3 separate regions of the Mus musculus genome follow, and regions 2 and 3 are each linked to region 1. The links are chromatin loops, found by intact Hi-C in ENCODE. Cell type or tissue: gastrocnemius. All regions are shown on one strand.

Evidence for each region. Hi-C counts contacts between places; a loop is a spot of excess contacts. Peaks named below come from ENCODE experiments on the same cell type or tissue, not always from the same donor. Only the 100,000 strongest peaks of a DNase experiment are listed, where the experiment ranks them.
Region 2: a loop joins it to region 1, with 5 times the contacts of the local background. A loop is called at or near these places in 33 of 42 quality-filtered maps.
Region 3: a loop joins it to region 1, with 5 times the contacts of the local background. A loop is called at or near these places in 33 of 42 quality-filtered maps.

Annotation. Positions count from the first base shown.
Region 1 is chr7:76,391,868-76,394,367 of GRCm38, forward strand. The region is part of intron 6 of Agbl1 (ATP/GTP binding protein-like 1); the gene reads left to right. Among named protein-coding and RNA genes, the nearest start is that of Gm30774, 24 kb to the left of the region's middle. In gastrocnemius, a CTCF peak has its summit at 1,193; DNase peaks (open chromatin) are centred at 1,199 and 1,473; H3K4me3 peaks cover 472 bases; H3K27ac peaks cover 370 bases.
Region 2 is chr7:76,936,559-76,939,058 of GRCm38, forward strand. All of the region lies in intron 22 of Agbl1 (ATP/GTP binding protein-like 1), which reads left to right. Among named protein-coding and RNA genes, the nearest start is that of Gm30774, 570 kb to the left of the region's middle. In gastrocnemius, no CTCF peak of the experiment used is centred here; no DNase peak of the experiment used is centred here.
Region 3 is chr7:76,940,430-76,942,929 of GRCm38, forward strand. All of the region lies in intron 22 of Agbl1 (ATP/GTP binding protein-like 1), which reads left to right. Among named protein-coding and RNA genes, the nearest start is that of Gm30774, 570 kb to the left of the region's middle. In gastrocnemius, a CTCF peak has its summit at 1,321 (motif pointing left); a DNase peak (open chromatin) is centred at 1,300.

The DNA.
Region 1 (2,500 bases):
ACCTGCAAAGGGGTGCACAACCCACAGGTTGTGAATCACTGCATTAAACAGAATGGAACCAGCCATGGTGCAATGTGCACATAAATGTGTGTGCCTGTTTTATTCTTTGAGCACCCACACAGGGGTTGGGCTTCTTACTGCAGCTCTTACCTCATCTCAGGCCACATTAGAGGCTCTCCTAATTATTTGATGTTGGATAAGGAAGGAGTCCAGTTTCCTAGAATCTTTTTCCACCATGCCTTAGTTATTGTGGTATGTTCACAAACCCGATTGTCTCTCTCTCTCTTTTTTTTTTTCTACTATGACTTCTGGGGAAGCATACATTATGTATTTCACTGATGAGTCAAACATCTCCTTCAAATAATATTGATTTTTTTTTTTTGTATTTGTCACACTGCTGCAGTTGGCTTCATTTGAAGGCAGCATGGCAAGCCACATCCATCACCATGCTGGTTTAAAATGACACGTATATCCATTTATTGAGTTCTTAGCATGTCAGACACTGTGTATGTTTAGCCCGAAAAGGATATTTCGCAATCCCCGTCTCAGTAAGTGGGGTAACTGAAGTCTGGAAGGCTTAAATAATTTATTCAGGCAGCAGGCTTTAGGGTTTACCTGACAGTCTCTTCCTCCCAGTGAGCTAAGCCCCATGCTTCACCAGGAAGAGATTAAAGAGGCTAGGTTTACTTAACCCAAAGAAGGAACAACGAAATGTTGAAAGGAAGCTAAGTAAATATTGCTTAAGTATCAGGAGAATTATCTTGGAAGACCATGTGTTACTTAAGTCAGAAACATCACACGGTCCACTCCACATAACGTTTGAATGGGCCCCGGTGAGAGATGCTAAAACACCAGCATGTGTGTGAGGAGCCTGTGTTTGCTGCTTCGAGGGTGAGCATCAGGCAAGGCTGATGAATGGGGGCATGAGATCCGGGAGCGAGGAGCAGGAACTGGAAGGATTACAGGCTCCTATTACGTCATGCCACATTCAATTTGGCATATTCCTCTTTACTTTCTTGGCTTCGAGTCCGGTCTTGCCTGCCAAATACTTACGTGCTTTGCATAAGTGCATAAGTGATTTTAAAAAGTTTAAGTTAAAAGGTTGCAACTGTGCCGGTTGTCTCCTTTGCCCTCCTCAGCCTGATGCTGCAAGGAAGTGTGGGCTGAGTTGCAGACAGTTGTTCCTGTAGTTCCTCTTCATGCCATGTGGTGGTGCTGTTCTTCTAGTTATCTCGACCATTGCTAGTCCAATATTTATTTTCGGTGAGTAATTTGTTTATCAGGAGGTTATTTTAATCTAATTTTGGCCATATTTGCTAGCGCACACTATCTGTGCTTCCCAGCGTTAGCAGCTTGCATGTCTTGAAGGAAATTATCTGAAGATGGTCTCAGAGGCATTTGCGCAGCCATTATTTAAGGGAGGTGGGAGGAGGCAGGGTGAGTGGAGCCTGGGGTTAGAACAGCGGATGGAATTTGTTGCCTTCCAAGTGGTGTTAGCATGACTGAGCAGGATTGACAGAGGGCGGGGACATCCCAGTAGCATTTTGCAAGCTGTCTCTGCTTGACAGCAGCAACGCTGGTTGTTAGGGTCGCTAGTCTCCCAGACCCTTGTGACAACTTGTAAAGGTCCTAAATTGGTTTGGGAGGACAAGAGTCTTCTAGTTCTGCACCCTCTGCAAGAGGCCCTTCTCCCAATCTGATGACATCTTTAATTAACTGCTACTGCAAGCTGCCTGTGAGCTGGGGAGTGGGGGAGGTTGGAAAGAGCGTGACTGTACCAGAGCAACCACCGCAGCATCCACAGCGTGACTATGGTGATGAATAGCGTGCTGGACACTTTGCTCACGTTACATTGAACTCTTTGTCCTCACTTACATAATAGTCATAGTACTATACCTGTCCTACATGCCAAGAAGAGGTAGTTAGCACAAAACAAAGACTTGCTGAAGTCCCACAAAAAGCACAAGGAAAGCTAAACTTTACCTCAGTTGTGACTGCTTCCAAAGCGTCAGATTTTCATATTTCTGGTAACCTTCAGCAGGAGTCAGGAACCCTGGACTGAGCCATAGATTGACTATGCGATCTTAAACATGGCCTTAGGTTGGCTTGCAGTAAGTGGAGGGTTGTAGGCGGGGCTTGATGCTTCTTTGCAACAGAATCTAACGTTTTCATCACCAAAGCCTAAGTGTGAATGACACATATTTGGTAGGCACAATGGGGCTCAGGTTGAGACCCCAGTTAAGAACAGCTCATTTTTTTCTTTTGCTTTCCAACTCTTGTTAGACACTGAGAAGTTTCCAGGGACGTTCCTGAGGGTCTGGAAGAAATCAGCCTTGGAAACTTCTGAATGAATATCATCGTGGGGTGTGTGGGAGCTTGACCTGTTGTTTGCGATTACAGCTTCAAGATGGAGTGACATGATGCTTTCTGTGGGAGGCTGGAAAAGTGTGTCACACTTCTCTAAGTAGTAAAATAATAATAATAATAAATGGTAATATAA
Region 2 (2,500 bases), 540 kb after region 1:
GGTGGAATGAAAATACTCTGGAGGCAAAAGTCATAACTTATAACACTCATCCTTGTATCTTCATGATTACAATATTTCTTAAGAGACTTGTTTTCCTGTGGTGCATCGGACACTGGGTGTACAAGTCACTGTCTTTGTGGCCCAAGCTATGTCTTCAAAGAGCTAATATGGATATTACACATAGAGTGCCATGAAGCCATATAATGAATGGTGTTGGATAGGAGACAAGGAACACTTGCAGAAAGGGGCAAAGGAGCAGGAAGATGATGGAACCAGTAGTGAAAACTTTCATAGCAGAAGTAATGCTTGAGTTGGGCCTAAGTTGGTGAACAGGATTTTATAGATCAAAGGGAAAGTCAATGGAATTATGCTTAGGTAATGGGAAAATCATATTGTCATAAGAACCCAATAAGAGCATAAGAACGGTGACCAATTTCCCATGATTTAAACACATTGATTCTAGTTATCATATTTTCAAAAAAGCTGTTACTTTTTTTTTGCTATTGTTTTAATCCACCTTTTTTCAACCAAGAAATCTGAGCTTGGGAGGCTAAAGTGTTCATAAATGTGCTCATAAAGATAGGTGTGGGGTTCAAAGACCAGGGTCTTTCCTATACAACCACTCTGTCCTAAAAGAACACAACATGGAGAAGCAGAGCTCTAGTGGGCATACTAAATCCAAGAAAAAGAGCATTGGAAAAATAAGAATTCTATGTGGTTTGGAATGGTCTGCAGCCCTGCCCATTTTACAATTCTACATAGCATATAATTGGCTCCTTCATTTAACTACATGGGACATTGTGGTTTTCCTGATATACACACTACTCTCCAGGATGTGCTGGTGACAATAAAATACATCTCATATATTAGAAAATGGATTTCTAGCCAGGCATGGTGGCACATGCCTTTAATCCCAGCACTTGGGAGGCAGAGGCAGGTAGATTTCGGAGTTCATAAAGTCAGCCTGTTTTACAGAGTGAGTTCCAGGACATCCAGGGCTACACAGAGAAACCCTGTCTCGAAAAAACAAAAACAAACAAACAAAAGAAAAAGAAAAAGAAATGGATTTCTGATTCAAATAAATTTGTAAAGCCTGATTTACTTAAGAAAAATAGATTGTTAGTGAAAGTCTTCTGCAGAGTTGCCTTCTGATGTTCTTACAAGTAAAAGCTATGTATGGACAGGTCATATGGTTAAGATTCCACTTTTCATGTTCAATTCTTTTTGCAGGAATTGATGAGGACGAATATTTTTATGAGAACTCAGAAATGTTGATTCACCGATATGAAGCTCATAATTTATAGTCTTCAAAAATCTGAACTGAGCTCTCAGTTCTATCACAAACTTATTGGACCACATTCCATCTGCTAATCACCTTTAGCATAAATGACTGAGGTCAGCTTCATTTCTTGACACTTAGGAAGTATCAAGAAATGGCAGCCACCACCATTATTATTCTTATCTTTATCACTTCCAAAATAGACTCTTGGGATTTGAGTAGATGGAGAGACTATTTCTATTTCTCAAACTCTTTATTCATCCAGTGGGCCAGCAGGGAGGACTGGGCCTCTCAAGGTTTATGACAATACTGAGTCTATGAACAACCTCCAGTAGGGTGGCTCATGAATAATTGAGTACATATATGAAGGGAAAGCTTTACGGTTTTCTGATAGTGTGTACGTCTGCAGCTGGCTAGCTCTGATAACACTCTTAAATAACCTCTTTCACCTTTAAAGCCTGAAATACCTGTTCCATGTTTACTGTTTCAGGAGTTCTCTGGCTATAAAAATAGCCTAGCTTTAAAGGGGCAATACAGTCTTTTATAAAGGAATGAAAAGTACTCAGCTTAGAGCCTCAATTGTTTAGACAAAAGTGGCCAGCCAATGTGGTGGGTCCATTCACTAGGGCTCACTGTGCACTCTATTAATGAATAGCTGCATCTTTTTTCTGTCTTTCATTATAAAGTCTAAAATACAGCATCCACAGTATGGCTCATCCACATTGTGACTACCTGTCAGATGTAAGAGCTCATGCTGGATGCTATTACTAGGCTGGCCATGAACTCTTCTCAGCTTCCAAACATGTAGTGACGAGAGGATCCTGTGTTTATTCATATGAATTTTTCATCCCAAAGTTTCTATGACTCTTGGCATAAGATTGTTAGTATCTAAATCTTACCTGATAGGTTAGATGTCTGGTGGAAAGAATACTATTAAGAGATCGTCCACCAGTAGACTAGATGCCAGTTGATGTAAAAATTTATGGCTGTCTCACTGGGGACATAAGGCTGAGTAGAAGACAGCTGGCTGGTACGGAGTTGATTGGTAATTAAGGCACATGAATTAAATGGAGTAAAGAGAGTGGCTGCCTCCGTTCAGAAATGGTTGGAGAGTCTGAGTGGATAAAGACAATAGAAGTGCTTTAAGTAGGATTCTTTTGCCCTATAAGGAGGAAAAAGTGAACTTAAGTTATCTTCAATGCCATCCCAGGCTTTGTTAAA
Region 3 (2,500 bases), 550 kb after region 1:
GGAGTTTCTCGGGCCTAGAAGTGACTTCAAGCCCAGTGATGCACTAAACCACGGGAAATCACTGGGGACGTGGACATTCTGTTGTATAGGGCTGAAATAAAGAGAAGTGATACACACTGTGAAATGCCAGTTGTGCCAGATTTACTTTGTGTCCCTTGAGGATTTCCATCCTGTAATTTTTATGAATCCCTGCAAAAGAGATCAAACGACATGGTCTTTTCTGCTGTCCAGGAAGGTTGATTAACAGTAGTTGAGAAATTAATTAATATCCTTTGTTTTTGTAAGGTCTCCTTGAAAGAATTAACAACAGGAGTGACAAAACCTTCCTTGACTCATACTTTGGCATGAAAGGCAAAGGTCATGATTCTTGCTTTGTGAGTTTTCTTTATACACTAATCACGCTTTCTTCTGTTCCTTTGTACCCATGGGCTTCAAGAAGCAAGATTTTTCATATGCATACACAGAACAAAGAGAAAGGAAGTCCTCTGCTTATCTCTCCTTTGGTCAACACCTCATCTGACTAGTCTTCTTCCTGAAGGCCCTTCTCAGCTCTAGCTTTACTAGAGATTAGCTTGCTTTGTTACAGCAAGGTTCAGGGTACCCTGCCAAGCCTGATATGAGCAGTGCCATAGCAAAGAAACACTTTCCCTTGATGTCCAGTTACCCTTTTGGTATAATTACCATGTAAACATGTCTCCTTGTGGAGATCAAGTGGTCCCCAGTGCATTTCTGCCTTGTCTACTGTCTGGATCCTCCTTCCTCCATTTTTGGAGTGCTGGTATTACAGGCATGCATCATCTTAAAATCTTTACTAGAGTCAGAAACTCAAGGTAGTTTTCTTCAGGAAATAATGTGGAAATAAAATGTAGCATCAATGTATGTTGACACTTGTTATATAGATAATTTCCATAGAGGCTGGGGGTGGGGGAGAAGATAACCATACAGCTCCTTTTATTTTTGTATTTGAAGTCTCAAGTTGAATATAAAATGAAACTCAGTTATCATTATGTGGGTGAATGGAGATATTTTGAAAAGCTCCAAAAACCTTGGTTAATGCATAACAAATATTCATTCGTTAAAATTATTGTTAAATTACTTATTAAATAACTTTCTTGTTATAATTTATGCATCATAAAATTTGACTGTGTGAGTAAGTTACCATTAGTGTTGCAATTACTCTTCTATTGGATCTGTAGTAATGAAAGAGATTTCTGAATGAAGCTGTTGTAGCACAATTCACTCTTAGAGGTTCTAGGAATCTGGCCCCTGTCATCCTGGAGAAGCCTGGGCTGCTGGCAGGAGAGCTCCCCCTGCTGTTAGGTTATGAGATAAAGGAAAGGCTGTATTGGTGTATTTGGCTCTATGCCTAGAAAGCCACAGATTTCCTTTTAAATTTTTATTATTAGTAATAGTATTAGTATTATTAGTAATAGTATTAATATTATTGGTAGTATTAGTAGTAGTATTATAAGAGAGAGTCTCATGTAGTGCAGGCTGATTTTGAACTCCATGTGTATCTATCTGGAAATGACATGAATTTATTATTCTGTGTCTATTTCTTAAGTATTGGGATTACAGGCATTTAACATTATCTCTGAGTTCCTGAGGGCTGATTCCAGGACATAGTGCATGCTAGACAAGTAGTCTGTCAACCAAGTTCTGTCTCCAGTCCTGCAGAGAGAGTTCTTATCTTAACAATCCAATGTAGATCAGTGGCAGGCATGTGTTTTTAAGGAATATTCCCAGGGTCTGTATCGAAAAGGCCTTACTCGAGAAGGATAGTGTAGGCTCCAGACAACTGCATTTAAAGGAGCTCTCTCTGGGGAAATCAGTAGTTCCTGAAGGATTCTGAGACAACATGGCTCTCCTCATAGCAACATCAGAATGATAATAGTTGGGAAATGTAGACTGTACTGATTTAATCAACTCTAGGTGGGGGAATTTGGGGGTCTTTTTTGTTCTACTTATTTTTTTAATTCTCAACACTGACTGTATAATGTTTAGTTATAGACACGTGATTTATTTTCAACAAGTAGAAAGGGCAAGCTGATATGTATAAGTTAGAATGTGTAACTTAAAAGGAAAATAAATTCTATTTCTGTTAAAAATATTTTAGAAACTCTCCAATTGCAAATATATATGTACACACACACATGCAAGTCTCACCACCTTTCAAAATATTGCTCTCCTTGGAATTGGATGAAATGAGAGATTTAAGTTTCACCTAGAATATAAAGCCCTTTCAATGACTCATGGTCTCCTGCCACCTTAGCTAAAGCTGAACTTCCCACTGACAGGAGTAATTATCTTTGAAAATAGAAGTTGAAATAGAAACCAAGGATGGTAGCTGATGAGCCCTCTATGCATATTTATATGTTCACTAGCCTCTCGAATTGTGCTTTCTTCCCAGGAATAAATTTTCCTTTATTGTTTGTTCAGGCCTCCCCCATTCTCACAGAACTCCTGCTGTGCCAAGAGAGATGTGAAAAAGGGCCAAGTG